Regions from separate parts of the Homo sapiens genome. Here region 2 is linked to region 1. Evidence: chromatin loops called from intact Hi-C (ENCODE). Cell type or tissue: heart left ventricle. All regions are shown on one strand. Each heading gives the region's core, and the rest is flanking DNA. Links, peaks and the distances in the headings are about the cores only.

Region 1 (5,383 bases), core at 240-5,239:
GGCTTTAATTGGAAACAAAGAGCTTCACATATTCTTAAAAAAATTCCAGAAACATTTCCCAAATCCAAATGAGCCGGGCTTTAAATGACAAGGAGGGGAAATTTACCAGATTGAGAAACTGTGAAAAGGCAGAATGAATATTATAAGCAAAGAAGAAAAGCAGTGCACAAACCATTCCTGGGAGGCGAAAAGGTTTACTGTGGTCACATGTAGGGCAGACTTTCCCAGTGGTTGTACTGGGAATGGATTAGAGGGTATGCTTAAGATATTGTTTCCTTCAGATCTCAGAAGGGCCAGAAAGCTCAGAGAAGCCAGAGACTTCAGGCAGTCAGACAGTGGTATCATCTGGTTATTATTCCATGTGTGACATGTCATGAAAAATTTTGGGAAGCACTGGTAGAGGATGCTTAGAAACATGGGGACATGAAGGTAGATTGAGAAAAAAAATCCACAGGTATAATTACATTACATATGGTATGTAATGCCAAGGAGTTTGGTCCTTATCTCACAGTCCGTAGCAAATTGCAGGTTTTTAATGAGGAAAGAGACAGGCTTGATTTTCTGTTGAAGAAAGTAAATGATTCTGGCAGCAGTGTGGAAGAAGCACAGGAACGAAGTGCAACTTCCAGTTAGGCAACTAATACAATTTCGAGGCCCTAAATTAGAACATGAATAATAGCAGAGGCAGTGAACCTGAACAGGACAATTTAAGAGATGTCTTTGAAGTATAACTGCACAATGTTTTCAACTTATTATTAGACACTTTCCCCTTTTGACAATGCCACTCCATTGTGCAAAGGGAGATAAAGATAAAAAAGCATTTATTTTAAATAGATTCGTAATTATTCTGCAAAGAGAACAATATCTGCTAAATTAAAACCTGGATCTTAACAATGTTCCATGACTTGACTTTTCAACTGGTGGACATGCTTTTTAAACAATAATTCAATTTGCATTAAAACTATTTAAGATAATCACTTCCCCATAAAGCTGAAAAAGTTGTGGGAGTCTTTAGTGCTTAGCTAGGCTTCACAGAGCAGTTCAGTCCCACAGATATTTGCTGAGTATCTACTATGTGTCAGGCATAGGATTAGGTACTAGGGTTATAAAGTTCTTTGTTCTTTAAAAAATAATTCATTTGAAACAGATTTCTGTATGTCAACATGTTAGCGTATATTTGTATTAAAACAAATAAATCAATCAGTCTTTAGGCTATCTGTCTAATGTTGGGCTTGCTCAGTTCTGCAAAAACCTGTAGCACTGTGCAAGAAAAGACTTGATGCATTTGACAGCAGGTGTTCAGGAAAAATGCACCACAGTAAATAGCAGCAATTGATGATGAGCACAAAATGAAGAGAACAGAAGAAAAAAAAATTTAGCATGCACACACATACACATACTTAAGTTATTTTATTAGCATATTTTCTTTGTCCATTTCTATTAAAGAGTCATTTTACAAGTCAAAACAGTATGTATCCAGCACTAATCCAAATTCTTCCTCTTGTAAAAAGTGAATCTGCTTTTTAAAAAACTATAGGGGCAAAGTGAAAACAATGCAAACTAACATTTCCTATGTCTCTATAAAATTCACTCTTTAAAAAGGGTCTCCATAAGATAGAATAGGAGTGAAGAACTTCCTTAGATATTTACATATTTTAAGATATTTAAAAATATATAAACCCATGGGTTCTTAATGGGGGTAAGGGAGTAGTGGCAGTGGGGACAAATGGCCTGTCCTCTGCTTCTTTTCCCAGCATCGTCTCCTGTTATTTGACCCCTCCAGGCCCTTTACTTTCTACCAATACTGAACTCCTTGTACTTCCCCTAAAATTGCTATGAGCATATTCTTCACACCTCTCTAATTTATAAATAGTGATCTCTTTATCTGAACAGTCCTGTCTACTCCCAGGCCATGTACTCCAGGAAAATCCTAGTTATTCTTTCAAATCATTTCTATACAAAGAAACTGTCATTTTCTTCTCTATATTACTCCTAAACATTGTTCACATTTCTTTTGCACATATCACACAACAGTTGTTTATATTTTCTAATGCCCCTGCTGAACCATAAGATATTCAAAGGACATATATTTTTTCCCAATTTAAAAGAAATCACAATGTAAGGTGATCTGCCTACAGACACCTACTAGGTATACAGAAGCATGCAGACAAGAAATATATAAGACAGCAGGTGGTACCAAAAACATGTTGCTCAGAATATGTTTCTGGATAACTAAGGTTTTTAACTCATTACATATAAACGATTTTTAAAAACCTAAAATGAAAGTCTTCTGATATATACTACAAAGAATGGATGATATGGTAAATGTAAACAAACAAAGGTTTTGTTGACTCAAAGTCTTCTTTTCCCTCTCCATCATTCTTAAACAATATTCTGTGCTAAAGTTATTAGATGGTGAGGATACAGATGCCGTAGGACAGATTTATACAATGTAACTTGAACGGGCACCACAGGACTGATGGGTTGCACAGTGGTGACGCCGAGTGGTGATGCAGAGCTGTGGATACTGCCTGCCTGCACTTGCAGAGGTCATCAATGTTTCCACATCCTCTGAGAGGAACAGCGTGTTTCTGTCTCTCACCCCAAAGAGACATTGTTTCTGTTTTCTATTCCTGCCACTCCTCAATTTTTTTTAAGGTACAAAATACCAAGATACAGAAGCTATTTCTTATCAGTCCCACCAGAGTGCAGCAGGGCTGTTTTATCCTTTTCTTTGCCTTGCGTTTTCTTTCTCCCAGGCTGGTCCCAGCCCATTTCTGAGTTCCGTCAGTCCTGCTTTGGCTGTTCAGTGCACCTTTCTTTTTCCTTGTCTCTGGTACCTTGTCTGATAATACAAGACATTACAAAATAATGTCTTTTTTTTTAATCTTACCTATTCATAGTTCAAAATTCTGGCTCTATTACTTACTGAGTTTTATTTATTTATTTGAGATGGGGTCTTGCTCTGTTGCCCATGCTGGACTGCAGTAGCGCGATCATGGCTCACTACAGACTTGACCTCCAGGGTCCAAGCGGTCCTCCCACCTCAGCCTCCCGAATAGGTGGGACCACAGGTGTGTGCTACCACATCTGGCTAACATTTAAATTTTATTTTTTTGGACAGACGGGTCTCCCTACGGTGCCCAGGCTGGTCTAAACTCCGGACTCAAGTGATCCTCCTGCTCAGATTACAGGTGTGAACCACCACACCTGGTTGTAACTGAATTTTTTTTTTAATTACAGGGTACATGTGCACAACGTGCAGGTTTATTACATAGGTATACATGAGCCATGTTGGTTTGCTTCCCCCATTAACTCATCATTTACATTAGGTATGTCTCCTAATGCTATCCCTCCCCCAGCCCCCCACCACCTGACAGGCCCCAGTGTGTGATGTTCCCTGCCCTGCGTCCAAGTGTTCTCATTGTTCAATTCCCACCTATGAGTGAGAACATGTGGTGTTTGGTTTTCTGTCCTTCTGATAGTTTGCTGAGAATGATGGTTCCCAGCTTCATCCATGTCCCAACAAAGGACATGAACTCATCCTTTTTTATGGCTGCATAGTATTCCATGGTGTATCTGTGCCACATTTTCTTAATCTAGTCTATCACTGATGGAAATTTGGGTTGGTTCCAAGTCTTTACTATCGTGAATAGTGCTGCAATAAACATACGTGTGCATGTGTCTTTATAGCAGCATGATTTATAATCCTTTGGGTATATACCCAGTAATGGGATGGCTGGGTCAAATGGTATTTCTAGTTCTAGATCCTTGAGGAATCACCACACTGTCTTCCACAATGATTGAACTAATTTACACTCCCACCAACAGTGTAAAGGCGTTCCTACTTCTCCACATCCTCTCCAGCATCTGTTGTTTCCCAACTTTTTAATGATCACCATTCTAACTGGTGTGAGATGGTATCTCATTGTGGTTTTGATTTGCATTTCTCTGATGGCCAGTGATGATGAGCATTTTTTCATGTGTCTGTTGGCTGCATAAATGTCTTCTTTTGAGGGATGTCTATTCATACCTTTTGCCCACTTTTTGATGGGGTTGTTTTTTTTCTTGTAAATTTGTTTGAGTTCATTGTAGATTCTGGATATTAGCCCTTTGTCAGATGGGTAGATTGCAAAAATTTTCTCCCCTTCTGTAGGTTGCCTATTCACTCTGATGGTAGTTTCTTTCGCTGTGCAGAAGCTCTTTAGATTAATTAGATCCCATTTGTCAATTTTGGCTTTTGTTGCCATTTCTTTCGGTGTTTCAGTCATGAAGTCCTTGACTAGGCCTATGTCCTGAATGGTACTGCCTACGTTTTCTTCTAGGGTTTTTATGGTTTTAGGTCTTACATTTAAGTCTTTAATACATCTTGAATTAATTTTTGTATAAGGTGTAAGGAAGGGATCCAGTTTCAGCTTTCTGCATATGGCTAGCCAGTTTTCCCAGCACCATGTATTAAATAGGGAATCCTTTCCCCACTTCTTGTTTTTGTCAGGTTTGTCAAAGATCAGATGGTTGTAGATGCATGGTGTTATTTCTGAGGCCTCTGTTCTCTACATATCTGTTTTGGTACCAGTACCATACTGTTTTGGTTACTATAGCCTTGTAGTATACTTTGAAGTCAGGTAGTGTGATGCCTCCAGCTTTGTTGTTTTTGCTTAGTACTGTCTTGGCTATGCGGGCTCCTTTTTGGTTTCATATGAATTTTAAAGTAGTTTTTTCCAATTCTGTGAAGAAAATCATTGGTAGCTTGATGGAGATAGCATTGAATCTGTACATTACCTTGGGCAGTATGGATATTTTCACAATATTGATTCTTCCCATCTTCCATTTGTTTGTGTCCTCTTTTATTTTGTTGAGCAGTGGCTTGTAGTTCTCCTTGAAGAGGTCCTTCCCATCCCTTGTAAGTTGGATTCCTAGGTATCTTATTTTCTTTGTAGCAATTGTGAATGGGAGTTCACTCACAATTTGGCTGTTTGTCTGTTATTGGTGTATAGGAATGCTTGTGATTTTTGCACATTGATTTTGTATCCTGAGACTTTGCTGAAGTTGCTTATCAGCATAAGGAGATTTTGGGCTGAGACGATGGGGTTTTTAAATATACAATCATGTCATCTGCAGACAGGGACAATTTGACTTCCGCTTTTCTAAATTGAATAACCTTTGTTTCTTTCTCTTGCCTGACTGCCCAGGCTAGAACTTCTAACACTATGTTGAGTAGGAGTGGTGAGAGAGGGCATCCTTGTCTTCTGCCGGTTTTCAAAGGGAACGCTTCCAGTTTTTGCCCATTCAGTATGATATTGGCTGTGGGTTTGTCATAAATAGCTCTTATTATTTTGAGATATTTCCATCAATACCTAGTTTATTGAGAGTTTTTAGCATG
Region 2 (5,383 bases), core at 217-5,216, 98 kb before region 1:
TGCTCTAGGAAGTGCTCAGCCCACCCTGCAGGAGGGCGCAAAGACCCTCTAGGAAAATACCCTCGGCCCTGCCCCATCCCGGCCCCATACTGCACTTGGAGGGAAAAAGCATCTTTTACCCAACACAAACCAGGACAGCTGAATTTGCTTATGACAAACACGTATGTGCTCCACAGCTATTTATTGAGTACTTGGAGTGAGGCTCAGTACTAAATGTTGAGAGAACTCAGGAAAATTCAAACTATGGCTCTTGTCCTAGTAAACGAGCTAGACAAATAAAACAAATACATGTAGAAATACTATATTTCCTTGATTCAGAGATGGCATTTATAGAAAGACATGCTATCAAGTAATAACTTTTTGGGAAAAGCTAACCCTCATCAAATGTATGCATTGATTATGAGATGGAACCTCAGCAATTATGAGATAAAAAGTGATTTCTGAAATACTGGCATGTGAAGGGCAGGTGCAGTGGGGGAGTGGGGCCATGTGGCGATGGTGGTGATGCTCTTCTGGCAGTTGCCTGGTGCCCCTGCTCTTCACTAGGAATGGTGCTACCTGCTTCCTAAACGCGATAGCATTTCATTTGCATAACAATCCTGGTGGTGTTGATACTGTGATTCTCATTTTTACAAATGAGAAAACTGAGAGACAGGGAGCAACCTTCCCAAGGTCAGAAAGCCCCTAAGTTAGGGAGCTGGCATGCGAGCTCATGTGTGAGAAGCAAGAGCAGACAGCGGGTAGAAGACAGGCTCTAGGGTCAGAACCCTGGCCTTCCTACCTGCAAGCCATGTGGTTTTAGGCAAAGTACATAATCTCTTTGTGCTTCAGTTTTTATATCTGTAAAATGGGAACTAAGAATAGCCCTTACCTAGTAGGGCTGTTTTAAAGTTTAAAAATGACAATGTCCTCCAAAAGCTTAACTGGGTACCCTGTACATTGAAAATGCACAGTAAATATAAGCTAGGGCTGTTTTTCTATTCTGATGCAGGAAAATGCTTAATCAATTTTAAATACTTAATAGGCCATGTAGGTGGTAATGGTGATCAGGTTCAGAGGTTCAGATTTTACTAGGAGTCTTGTTCCGCTCAAAGTAAACCATGTAATAAATCCTTGCCCGTCTTCATGATACTCTCGTCACTAAGAAGGCAGAGGAAACAACAAGGGAACTTCTATTCTTGACTTCATTCTGATGAAAAAGAACCTGATGGCTATTGTGTAACTTCCAGGAACCTAGAGAAAAACATGACTGTGTCATTCTGCATTAAATTGAGGAAAGGAACCACCAGGCTGAGGTGACCTGAACCTGGACTTTGGAAAATAGGCTTCAGAAAGTTCAGAAATACGATAAATGTGCCCCGCTTGGCCAAGGATATGATTCACACGAAAGGGAAATTCTGAAAGAACAAAACAAAACAAAAGAATGTTAGATTGTACACTTAGAAATTATTCCTGTGAAAAAGAACAGATGACGGCAGCCACAGAAAAACCTCTCAGGTTGTTCAGATTTCAACAGGACACATGTAAAAGGCAGAGGATGTGCGCTCCGGGAGGCCGTGCCCTGTGTGCTTGGAAGGAGGTGGGAAGGGTAGGCCAATGAGCCCTCGTTAAAGACAAGCCCTGCGTCACACTTTATAGACATCAGTTCATTTTATCCTTCACATTTTATCCTGAAAAGGTAGATGTTATGAGCTTTGTGTTTCAGAGTAAGAAATTTGTACTGAGAGGCCGGGTGATTTGCCGGGAATCACACAAATCGTCGACGGTAGAGCTGGGATTGGAATCCAGAACGGTGCGGATGTGAAGTCCAAGCTCTTCTCCCTGGCTCTGTCATCTTCCTCCTCAGCAGAATGACCATCCTAAATGTCTGGAGTAGGGGGCCAGGAGTGCTTTGGTGCCACATAGAGATTTCTATTCCTGTTACTTGGGTAGGTGTCCTCTTCACAGCATATCAACTAGCTAGGATGGGTTGAGCAGACCGGGAAGGCCAAAAGTCAAGGTGTCTATGCTTGGGGGTAGAGGGCACCCCTGTCCCAGTGCTGCAGGCTCAAAGCCGAGGCCCGGCCTTGGCTCCCTCCTGGTGTGCTTGTTCTCACCACCGTGGTCCCTGCCCTGACTCTAGATATGTTCACCCAGTGAATTCAGGCTATCCTATGTCCTTTCATTAAAAGAATGTCCTATCTAATCCTGAGCCTATACGCGGTGGCATTTTGAAGATTGTCATGGAATGACTGTATGTGACACAGAGTAAACAAGTCAATGTATCCATCTTGATCAACATCAGCAGACAGTGTCACACTAACTCGGGGAGTGACTACTCATCTTTGTGTGAAGGCCAAGAGTGCCTCATACAGCAAAATAAATTCTACTTTACCAAGCCATGCCCATCTGATAACTGTCTCTGTATTTATTTATTTATTTTTAGAGACAGGGTTTCACTCTGTCACCAAAGCTGTAGTGCAGTGGTGCAATCATAGCTCACTGCAGCCTTGAACTTCTGGGCTCAAACAATCCTTGTGGCTCAACCTCTTCTTGAGTATCTAGGACTACAGACACATGCCACCATGCTGGGCACATTTTTAAACTTTTTTTTTATAGAGATGAGGTCTCACTATGTTGTTCAGGCTGGTCTCCAACTCCTGGCTCCAAGCGATCCTCTCACCTCGCCTCCCAAAGTGATAGGATTATAGGCGTGAGCCCCCATGCCTGGCCCGTCTCATCCTTTATTGAGAAGATATCTGTTATCTGTCTTCCTTTAAGCCTCCCTAGCAATCTCTTTTGTAATCTTTGAAAACTTCTGGTTGTTCTATTTCCTCCAGTCTAATTAAAGCAATGGTCTGGTTTCTGGCTACGATTGCTCAGAGAGGATCAGGAGTTATAAAGGCCAAACTATGTACTGTTGGGATGGTTTTCTGGGAATACTCACAGAGAAAGGCAAGGTTCAAATGCTGGGCATGCGACTAAAGACAGAAATGTGTTACTAGAGATTTCCATAATTCTCTGCCATGAATCTCAAAATAGGTATGAAACCAGGAGATAAATCTGTATAAGGAAGGGATAGATGGAGAATAATACCATTAACTCAGGTTTAAACTTAGTCCACTGGGAGGCCAAGGCAGGCAGATCACGAGGTCAGGAGTTCCAGACAAATCTGACCAACATGGTGAAACCCCATCTCTACTAAAAATACAAAAATTAGCTGGGTGTGGTGGTGGGCACCTGTAGTCCCAGCTACTCGGGAGGCTGAGGTAGGAGAATAGCTTGAACCTTGGAGGCAGAGGTTGTGGTGAGCCGAGATCATGCCACTGCACTCCAGCCTGGGTGACAGAGTGAGACTGTCTCAAAAAAAAAAAAAATTAAACTTAGCCCAAAAATTCAAAAGTGAACCTCTAAAAAGAAGTCAAGGGTAACTGCTGTAGAAGTCCAGCCAGGCAGATGGTGGCACAAAGAATCTGGAGCAGCTGGCGTGGGGCCTCAGCCATGGAGACAGTTCAGTTCAAGGACGGGAAAGCCAGTTGTTGGGGAACTGGGAAAGAAGCAGGAATGAACGTCCCTTGGAAAAGAGGAAGAGACTTGGTTGTAGGAGAGAGCTAGGATACCAACGTCGACGTGATGAAATTGATTTTAGCCACTAACCCATGTCCCATCTGTTCCTTCTACTCAAACACTGAGGCATGACTGAACTTAGAGGTGAGAGCCTCAGTTAGATGAGCCATAAAGCTTCATCAAAGCATAGGAGGTCATTACCTCACAAACCTACCCCAGGTCAGGCCAACATTTACTATATATCATGCTCTGGGGGCAATGTTTGTGCTTTTTATTTTACCTTTATGTAAGCTATCTATTATTTTGTTTATGGTCAGTTTGTATTTTAAACATATCAGCCTGGCTGATGGTACTTTGTCACAGCAGCCCTAGTAAACTAATACAATCGTCAGTTTTGTTTTCAATTTGGTGTGTATTAATTGGCTTAATTATGATCCTTAAATTGTCATCATTGGGTTGTAGATGTCCAACTTATATTCAGTTATTGATTTATTTTTAGTAATATAATAAACATCTGCGAGCCCATCTCCTAAACAAAAGTCAGTCTGGAAAATAAGTCAGAGCTAATGACATGTTCCCCCAGCAACCTCACCCCATCCTCCCCAGCAGCATCCTGGTTTTCCTAGCTTTTCTGTCGATGTAGATTATTGCAGTCCTAAACTGCATGTATTTTAAAACATTTTAGCTACTTTAAACTGTATAAAAGGTATCGTGTAGTATATGTTTTGCGACTTTCGTTTCCATTACATTGCTAAGATTCACCCATCTGCATGTGGCTGTAGTTCATTCGTTATGCTACTTTGCTGTTTCGAAATAAAATCTTCATGACTGCTTTTTAGAAATATACTCACATTCTCATTCTTATCCCATTGTTTCTACTATTTTAATATAAAGGCCTGGCGAAGACCCTGTTTCGGGAAGGAGGAGACTCTCTGGCCCATGTGCCGTAAGGACATTTTGGGCTCACAACTGCAGGGGTGTTCCGGCCTTATTGTGACTCTCAGAGCTTCACCGACAACAGCCACGAGGACTTACTTCTTAAAATGAAGCATTTCCCTTTGGTCACCAACCAAGAGGATAGAACAGTAAGGTGACTCATGTTGCTCTGATTTCAAAGGGTGTGTAAAGGGAAACGTTAATGTGAGTCAGAATTTACCCAATGGTTTTGAGTAAATAGCCCTGAAATAGTCTTTTTCTCCTGGGGTTGCTGAATGAGAGCAGCGTGGCCATACTTTCCTAAAGGAAGCAGTGTGGCTTGGGAGGTGCAGTACAGCCCTGGAGGGCTGACAACCTGGTAGATGCAAGCCATCCGCCTCCTACTTTGTGACCTTGGGCCAGTCACTGAATGCAATGGTGCACAGATACCCAGTTCTAATTCTAGGGTCAGAGACTGCACTGCCTCCCTTCTGTGTTCACACAGAGCCATTTCTAGCTCTTAAAGTGTCTAAGCAGGGCCTGTGTTTTTCCTCATTACAGTAAACATTTTGTGAAACAGGTATTGGTGGCTGTATAGTACTGGGTTTGGCCATGATGTTGGATCCTCAAACCCAGGGCTGTGTGGCCAGACCCAGGCCAAAGCTCCCAACATGGCCACCTCACAGGCTCTGGAGAGGGACTTGCTGGGCCCAGTGGAAGGCAGCTTAGGCTCCACATCCTCTCCGTCTTCCGGCTTCTCTGTGAAGCACAGGTTATTGTTTGTACCCTTTGATGCTTTTCTAAAGGCTATGTAAGGAGCATTTTCAAAGGTAGAAAATGGAGAGAGCTGGAGATGCCGTGGGAGGGAAGACTGGAGAAAGAAAGTCTAACCAGTGCAAACATTAAAATCAAATGACCCTTG

Evidence for each region. A loop is a pair of places that touch in the nucleus more often than their neighbours do. Peaks named below come from ENCODE experiments on the same cell type or tissue, not always from the same donor. Only the 100,000 strongest peaks of a DNase experiment are listed, where the experiment ranks them.
Region 2: a loop joins it to region 1, with 2.4 times the contacts of the local background. A loop is called at or near these places in 14 of 110 quality-filtered maps.

Annotation. Positions count from the first base shown.
Region 1 is chr4:123,241,588-123,246,970 of GRCh38, reverse strand. All of the region lies in intron 14 of AFG2A (AAA ATPase AFG2A), which reads right to left. Among named protein-coding and RNA genes, the nearest start is that of SPRY1, 150 kb to the left of the region's middle. In heart left ventricle, for the core only: a CTCF peak has its summit at 2,509; a DNase peak (open chromatin) is centred at 2,510; H3K27ac peaks cover 1,216 bases.
Region 2 is chr4:123,339,775-123,345,157 of GRCh38, reverse strand. No RefSeq gene overlaps it. Among named protein-coding and RNA genes, the nearest start is that of SPRY1, 54 kb to the left of the region's middle. RefSeq lists an enhancer at 4,530-4,824. In heart left ventricle, for the core only: no CTCF peak of the experiment used is centred there; no DNase peak of the experiment used is centred there; H3K27ac peaks cover 3,342 bases.